Regions from separate parts of the Homo sapiens genome. Here region 1 is linked to region 2. Evidence: chromatin contacts called from ENCODE Hi-C or POLR2A ChIA-PET data. All regions are on one chromosome and are shown on one strand. The core of a region is the stretch at or near the end of the contact, and the rest is flanking DNA. Distances in the headings are between cores, read along the strand shown. Region 1 has its middle 110 kb from the start of LINC02998. Region 2 has its middle 100 kb from the start of LINC02998.

What was found. A loop is a pair of places that touch in the nucleus more often than their neighbours do. ChIA-PET counts read pairs that join two places held with the same protein, here RNA polymerase II (POLR2A). Pooled maps may share reads with other maps.
Region 1: a map of IMR-90 shows a loop between it and region 2 (7-fold over the local background). The contact joins two enhancer-like sites. A Hi-C loop is called at or near these places in 25 of 168 maps with a recorded cell type or tissue (A673, B cell, CD4-positive, alpha-beta memory T cell and 16 more), 5 of 37 single-sample maps with no recorded cell type and 28 of 50 pooled maps. POLR2A ChIA-PET finds 5 or more read pairs at or near these places in 5 of 52 experiments (A673, AG04450, activated naive CD4-positive, alpha-beta T cell and 2 more).

What each region holds. Positions count from the first base shown.
Region 1 is chr5:54,629,704-54,633,500 of GRCh38, reverse strand. It overlaps a transcript of SNX18 not described here. Among named protein-coding and RNA genes, the nearest start is that of LINC02998, 110 kb to the left of the region's middle. Within about 2 kb of position 1,279, at least 5 of the 41 ENCODE cell types and tissues checked have a DNase peak (open chromatin) inside an H3K27ac peak, as active enhancers do.
Region 2 is chr5:54,843,907-54,847,861 of GRCh38, reverse strand. It overlaps the pseudogene CSPG4BP. Among named protein-coding and RNA genes, the nearest start is that of LINC02998, 100 kb to the right of the region's middle. Within about 2 kb of position 2,566, at least 4 of the 41 ENCODE cell types and tissues checked have a DNase peak (open chromatin) inside an H3K27ac peak, as active enhancers do.

The DNA of each region.
Region 1 (3,797 bases), core at 30-2,529, 210 kb after region 2:
CCTGGAGTCCATTCCCTTGTGGGGTCCTATGTTTAACCCAGACAGAACCAGGCACACTTTTAGTTCCAGCTTCATTCAGTCACCCAACTCTATCCTTTTAAAATGCGGAAACCAAGACTCAGGATCTAAGTATGTTTGGGGAAGTGAGTGAATGTCTTATATTCCATTTATATCTTCTATGATGCCATCACCACCTGCTTGGGATACAAAACTCAAACTTCTCAGTCCTTTGCTCTTTCTATTTGCAGCTTGAGATACGATTTCACTGATCTAGGACAAAGGACTCACTTGAGGCATTTCTTAAACCATGCAAATTCTCAGTTTCTATCCTCCGATTCACGTTCACCAGGCAGGTCGAAAGAGGAGACCAGAAATCTGCCTTTTTAATGAGCAAACCAAATGATTCTGATATCAGAGAGATACTACCCTGGGCCGGGCGCAGTGGCTCACCTGTAATCCCAGCACTTTGGGAGGCCAAGGCGGGCAGATCACGAGGTCAAGAGATCGAGACCATCCTGGCCAACTTGGAGAAACCCCATCTCTACTAAAAATACAAAAATTAGCTGGGCATGGTGGCGGTTGCCTGTAATCCCAGCTACTCAGGAGGCCGAGGCAGGAGAATCACTTGAACCCCGGGAGGCAGAGGTTGCAGTAAGGCAAGGTTTCGCCACTGTACTCCAGCCTGGCGACAGAGCAAGACTCCATCTCAAAAAAAAATAAAAAAAATAAAAATTACTGCCCTGGGTTTAGAAGGATTGTTTCTTATCTGTGGCTTGGATAAATATAAAGAGTGTGTGTGTGAAGAAATCACAACAAATCCCCTCATCCCTCCCTGGCCTGGAGCAGACCTCGCTGGTAGTTGGAGCCCACAGCTCCCGGTGTGTGTCTAAGCCCCCTTCTCAGTGGTTTGGCTGGGCTTCTGGTAAAGACCACACCACAAAAAAGGAGCCGTGCAATGTCCTGCATGCAGCCTTCACTCAGCCTGCGTGTGTGCTGGGCTGGGGGTGTGGGAGACTGTGATTTGACTGTGTCCAGGCCACCATGGTGCACAGACAAGCTGGGACTCTGTTTGCAAGGCCCAGTTTCCATTCCTGCTGGTGCCAACAGCTCAATGTGGGCAGTCAAAACTCCAGATTCCTTCAGAAAGAGCCAGTTATCTGCTAGACTTCCTTTGTTTTTCAGGGCTCTGTCTTGGCATCTCTGCCAAGAACATGTTTTGGCTGGATCCACTCCCCTGGCGTCTGCACATCTCTGGGAAGCTATGCTAAGAAAGAAACATGGCCCAAGAGGTAGCAGGGGAGCCAGAGTTCTTGTCTGGTGAAACGCAGGACCCCACATGGGAAATGGGCTTCAGAGATCAGCTGCTTATGGGACCAGGAACCAGCATCTTCCCAAGACTGCTATGCACCCCTCAACCTTTTCGGAGATCAGACTGCTGGTGGGGGCAAGGACATGCCAGGCTTCTTGAAATCTCTGATGAACTCCTCTCTGTTCCCCAGTAGAAGAGGTGCAGGGGGTGGGAGTACAGTTCTCCTTGTCCCTGTTAAAGAAAGTCAATGTTTAGTGTAATCTGCTCTGGCCCAATTTGAGGTTTTGCAGTGGGGCTGAAACAGACTTCAGCATTCATTGACAAGGAATGGTTAAAGTGAATGTGGCCATTCTCCAATCACTTGTACGACATAATCATGTATGACTCTTCTGATCTCACATCTACTCAGAAAAGCCTTGCAAATAAGTGTAGGTACCATTTGAATTCCCATCCTTTAAGGTTCCTCCTCTTGACTTCTAGGGGATCCTTCAGCTAGTACTGATTGTCACCTGGTTTATTGAGATGTTTCATATATGATGATATCTTCCCAGTCTCCTCTTGAGAGGCAAAGAATATCTTTTTCAACTTTACATTTGCCATGGCACCCAGAATAGAGGCCTACATACAGTAGATGCTCAATAAAAGTCACGTGAATAACAGCTTGGTATAGAGGAGAATAAACTCGTCATGTGGACTATGATATCCAGCATTTATTTATTGACAGAAAGAGAGGTTAAAAGAAAAAGCATTACCAAATTGTTTTATTTGAAGCCTTTATAATGATATAAGCTAAACATCTGCTGAAACAATAGCCTTGTTTAAAAGTATGCATTTTTACTCTATGATAATTGATTATCCTTGCAACCATCCTGGATTTATTTTCCTACAAAAGAGCAGGATGTTGAGCATAGTTCTATGAAACATTCCTTTAGAGAGGATTTCTCAGCACTAAATAAAAGAGTGCCTTCTAAACATTGCAAAAGAAGTCCGGCTGTTAGTTTTGGCTGGGGACAAGCACTGAGCTGTCTCCAAATGGAGATGGCAGGATGATATAAATGTGGCTGTATTATGTCATTGAAATGGCCTTATTTTCATCAGAAGCTAAATTCAAATACCTTCAGGGACATGGGTTGTTATGGTTGGCTTTGAATTTCTACAGCTTTCTAAAATTCATTTTTGCCTCTGTAGGTGACGCAAGTTCAGTGAAGAGAGGCTTGAAAACCTGGGCTCCTCTGGGTGCCTGGAAATAGAGATCAACAGTGACTATGCAGTGGCAGATTTGCAGCCTGAGCTCTGCATCCTGCACCAGATGTTGGCTGGCATGTCTTTCCATGAGGTCTCTTTTTTTTTTTTTTTTTTTTTGACTGAGTCTTGCTCTGTCGCCCAGGCTGCAGTGCAGTGGCGATCTTGGCTCACTGCAACCTCTGCCTCCTGGATTCAAGCGGTTCTCCTGCCTCAGCCTCCAGAGTAACTGGGATTACAGGCACATGCCACCATGCCCGGCTAATTTTTGTAGTTTTACTAGAGACAGGGTTTCACCATGTTGGCCAGGCTGGTCTTGAACTCCTGACCTCAAGTGATCCACCCACCTTGGCTTCCCAAAGTGCTGGGATTACAAGCATGAGCCATGACACCTGGCTTCCATGAGGTCTTTAGTTCAAGGGCAAAAGAGTCAGAGGTTGTACTTCACTCTCAGTAGAATCAAGGGATCCAGACCAGAAGCAGCACTTTCGCCAAGATGGTGGGTCAGCTTTCAAAATGAGAAGATGCTCCAAGAGCAGTGAGGGTGCAGATACTCCAAGGGGTCTCCCTGCCTGTTTGCCTCCCCTGCCTGCATCTCTGCACATGCACACGCACACACACACACAGGTACACAAGTCTACTCCATTTCTCTCCCAAACCCAAAGCCATCCTGTGTAAGTAGTCCAAGACTTCCAACTTTGGAGAGAGAGCTGATCCAGACTCTTCCATCAATTTTCCCTACCATGTTCACAGAACAGGGACTAGGGGCACTGAGTACAACAGAGCTGGGGCACATTTGTCAATTGTTCACTGCAGAGGTGGGACCTGATGCAGTTATCAGAAGCTGGCAGGTGTTGTATAGACAATGGGTAAGTCGAGAGGAACCTGACACCAAACTCTCGGTTCAAATCCCATCACCGCCACTCATCTGACTCTGCAATCCTTTAAAGTGTTTAATATGATAAGAGCTCAATAAATATCAGCTAATTATTATTTCCTACTTGTTCTTAAGGGAAAATCTAATTTTCCTCCTATAATGCAAGGGTGGATTGATCTCTTAGCTGGGCATGATCTTGCCTGTTTATGCTCCCAGTTTCTAATCCTCTCTTTCAGTAATGGTCACATTTAAGCTACTCTTTTAGTTCTAATCTATAAGAAAGACGAGATATCCACAAACTCTTCCAGAGAAAGCCAAGCCTTCTGTAACTCAGATAACAACTTTGTACAAAGCACTGTGAAAGTTGCT
Region 2 (3,955 bases), core at 1,317-3,816:
AAAGGAGGTTGGGATGGAAGTACCAGCCACACTGTCTGCAAACCTGACTGATCCACTTTATATACTGCTGTTGTGGCCCAAAGTTATGAAGGAAGAAAAATAACACATTATGAAATTTTAAATATTCCAAGAAAAAGGGATGTAGATTAGGGTGTATAATCACAGTGTTGCTTTCCTTGTGTCTACAGTATAATGTGAATGAAATTGCTGTCAGGATTTTAGAATGATGAAGTCTTGTGCACTGAAATTTTATGATTTAATCACAATGGCTATTAACAATGTCAACATAATTTAGACTTGATGAAAAAGAGCCAAGAGGCATCCAGGAATTGGCCTTGCTGATTTTGATAGCCTGTGTAGGCAATTTATGACATTTAAGACATCCTTTTATTATTATTATTATTATTATTATTATTATACTTTAAGTTTTAGGGTACATGTGCACAATGTGCAGGTTAGTTACATATGTATACATGTGCCATGCTGGTGCGCTGCACCCACTAACTCGTCATCTAGCATTAGGTATATCTCCCAATGCTATCCCTCCCCCCTACCCCCACTCCACAACAGTCCCCAGAGTGTGATGTTCCCCTTCCTTTGTCCATGTGTTCTCACTGTTCAATTCCCACCTATGAGTGAGAATATGCGGTGTTTGGTTTTTTGTTCTTGCGATAGTTTACTGAGAATGATGATTTCCAATTTCATCCATGTCCCTACAAAGGACATGAACTCATCATTTTTTATGGCTGCATGGTATCCCATGGTGTATATGTGCCACATTTTCTTAATCCAGTCTATCATTGTTGGACATTTGGGTTGGTTCCAAGTCTTTGCTATTGTGAATAGTGCCGCAATAAACATACGTGCGCATGTGTCTTTATAGCAGCAAGATTTATAGTCCTTTGGATATATACCCAGTAATGGGATGGCTGGGTCAAATGGTATTTCTAGTTCTAGATCCTTGAGGAATGCTCACCATCACTGGCCATCAGAGAAATGCAAATCAAAACCACAATGAGATACCATCTCACACCAGTTAGAATGGCGATCATTAAAAAGTCAGGAAACAACAGGTGCTGGAGAGGATGTGGAGAAATAGGAACACTTTTACACTGTTGGTGGGACTGTAAACTAGTTCAACCATTGTGGAAGTCAGTGTGGCGATTCCTTAAAACATCCTTTTAATATCTGCCCCTCATTTTTTATTGGAGTGTGGTATCTCTTTTATCCACTAGAATGTGTAATAACAATGGCAAATGAGCATAGAAACTTTCTGGAAAGACTGTGTGTATTGATCAATTGCAGAGTGTTCTCATAAATTGATAACCTTTAACATTATTAAATAATTTTCACACATCAGGTGTGTTTACTTTTTTGTGAAAGCTAATAGATATAGCATATGCATTTTATCAACATAGTAGAGCCACGAGAATGCAGTTTTCAATAACATAGTTTCTCCAAAGCTATGGTTACCAGTTACTTCTTTCCAGGCAAAGTTTTAAACTTAGGAGATTATTTCAGATGATGATGTTTCTTATTTCTATATTTCAGAGCATATCAAACAGTAATAATAACAACCATTTACATGGTCCATTACATGGTCCTAATGATAGTTATTACTTACATAGTACTTACAGTGCCTGGCATTGTTCTATGCGCTTTACATTTACCCAGTGAATCTTCAACAACTCTCTGGGATATGATTTTTATTTTAAAGATGAGAAATCTGCAATGCAGAGAGGCTTTGACACTTCTCCAAGGTCCAAAGCAGAAGGGCTGCTGGTGGACAGCAAGTGGCAGAGCTAGAATGCGAGTTTGAGTTTGGCACCACAGTGTTCTCTCACTTCTTCCTTCATAGTTAGCGAAGAAGCTCAAGGACCTGGTGAAGCAGATAAAGAGAGTATTGCTCTTATTCCAATTTTAAGAAGGTGGAATTAAAGATCAAGAGGTTAAGCGATTTGCCCAAAATAACAAAGTTAGTGGCAGAGTCTGGGGCAAAGGCAGTTATGCAAATGCAAATGTGATAAAGTCTTCAGATTCAGTGCTGTTTCTGACTTTTCAAACAGCATGTTCTCAAGACATTCGGATTATCCTGCATGATGACTCACTCTCCCTACTTGTCATCTGGGCCTGGAGGAGGTGGCAAGAAAGTCTGTCTGCAGCCTAAGTGGGAGAAGAAGGTGGGAGCGTGGGGGATAGAGTTGCTGATAACATCTCAGACTCTGGAGGGAGTTCATAGCCAGCAATCAGAATGTTAACCTCTGTGTCCCACCATTTAAAACACACTTCTTTCTCCTGACAAATTAAAACATTTCCTTAAGCCACAGTTCTTTCAGCTGATCTCCAAGGTCATTCAATGGTACAAGAGATCATTTGTGTCCCAACAAACTGGAATTGGGAATTGGAGTTAGGCCATCTTGGGTGAATCCTTTGCATTTTACTTTGAAATATATTCTACTGAGTATTTTTGTATTCAAATATGATCAGTGAATTTTGTGCATATCTGATAAAACATATTTTTGTCCACAAGGGGGCTTCATTTTCCTATTTTTCAAGTTCCTCTTTCAGTAATACTATACATTTTGTTTTGTTGTTTTTATACTGAAAATAGAACCATTTGCTTGCTTTTGAGAAATACTTGTCATCACTAAAAGGAGCTTTGAGAGCTGGTCACAGTAGAAGAATTAAGGCAGCAAAGTTTGAAATGCCAATTGAAGCTCTCGGGGGACCAACAGTGGGAGAGTGAATTCATGAGCATTTCACATCCCTCGTATGAAACGCAACAAAGGTCTAGGCTTTGTTGTTTTTGTTTGTTTGTTTGTTTGTTTGTTTTTGAGACGAAGTCTTGCTCTGTCACCCAGGCTGAAGTGCAGTGGCACGATCTCGGCTCACTGCAACCTCTGCCTCCAAAGGTCTGGGCTTTTAAATATTAAGTTTACAACTAGGATTAAATGGGATCACAATTAGGTTTCTAAATACCACTAAACTCTTCTTAAAGCTAAAGGTCAATTTAAAAATTATTATTCCAGGTTTGTGTTATTTTCTGATATTTATGCTTTGAACTATTCTTTTTTGGGCTTTGGATCACTTTAAAATCTGAATTCAAATTGGGGGTCTTTGTTTTCCTTCTCCTCATCTGCCTGAAGTTTCCATTACCAAGCACTGGGCACTAAATCAGGCCTTACCTGAAGCAATGGGGTCGTTAATTGAACTAAATTTGGTTTGAGTGGAAATGAGACCTGAGGCTACTAGATCTTGTTTTGAGTGGCAGGTTTTCCATTTGTTTTGGAAGATGGTATATTTCAGAGGCGAGAGGGAGGGAAAGCAGTGTTCCATAGCAGAGTAGCTGCAGTGGAAAACATGCTTTGTCCAGCCTTGGTGTGTATGGCCTTGGAAAAAATGATTGTTTCTACAAGTCACGAGAAGAGAAATGGCAGCACATTTCCAAGTCAGCTGGAGCTCTAGAAGAAATGAGGATGAGATATGTGGATGGATTAAAAAATGTAAAAAGTGAAAAACCAGAATGAGTGGGCTTGGAATTTTGTTAAACAGTCCAACTTGCGCATTTTATTATAGCCTTTCTGTGGGTTTAAATGAAGGCCAAAACCTTATTATTTGAACGTTGTATTGATTCGCATTTCTGGTAGCTATTTAAAAGCTGATGTCCTTAGAGCTTAGTGCTGCAAAATCTTCAGTAGGCATATTCAAATGGCAAGATATAGGCATGTCCATCAACAACACAATTATTAAACAGATAAACTATTCACCCCAAGTTATGAAAGAATGCTGGAAGATTAAACAAAATCTGCAGTACATGTTATAGAATAGCCTCAATAATGGCAATAATCACACTCTAAGTGACTTTTTGGAAATACTAAAAAGTCACATCTGTCCTCAAAGCCAAATCTGATGAAGAAGATGGGTCATATAAAGCTAATATTTATTGAATGCTTAC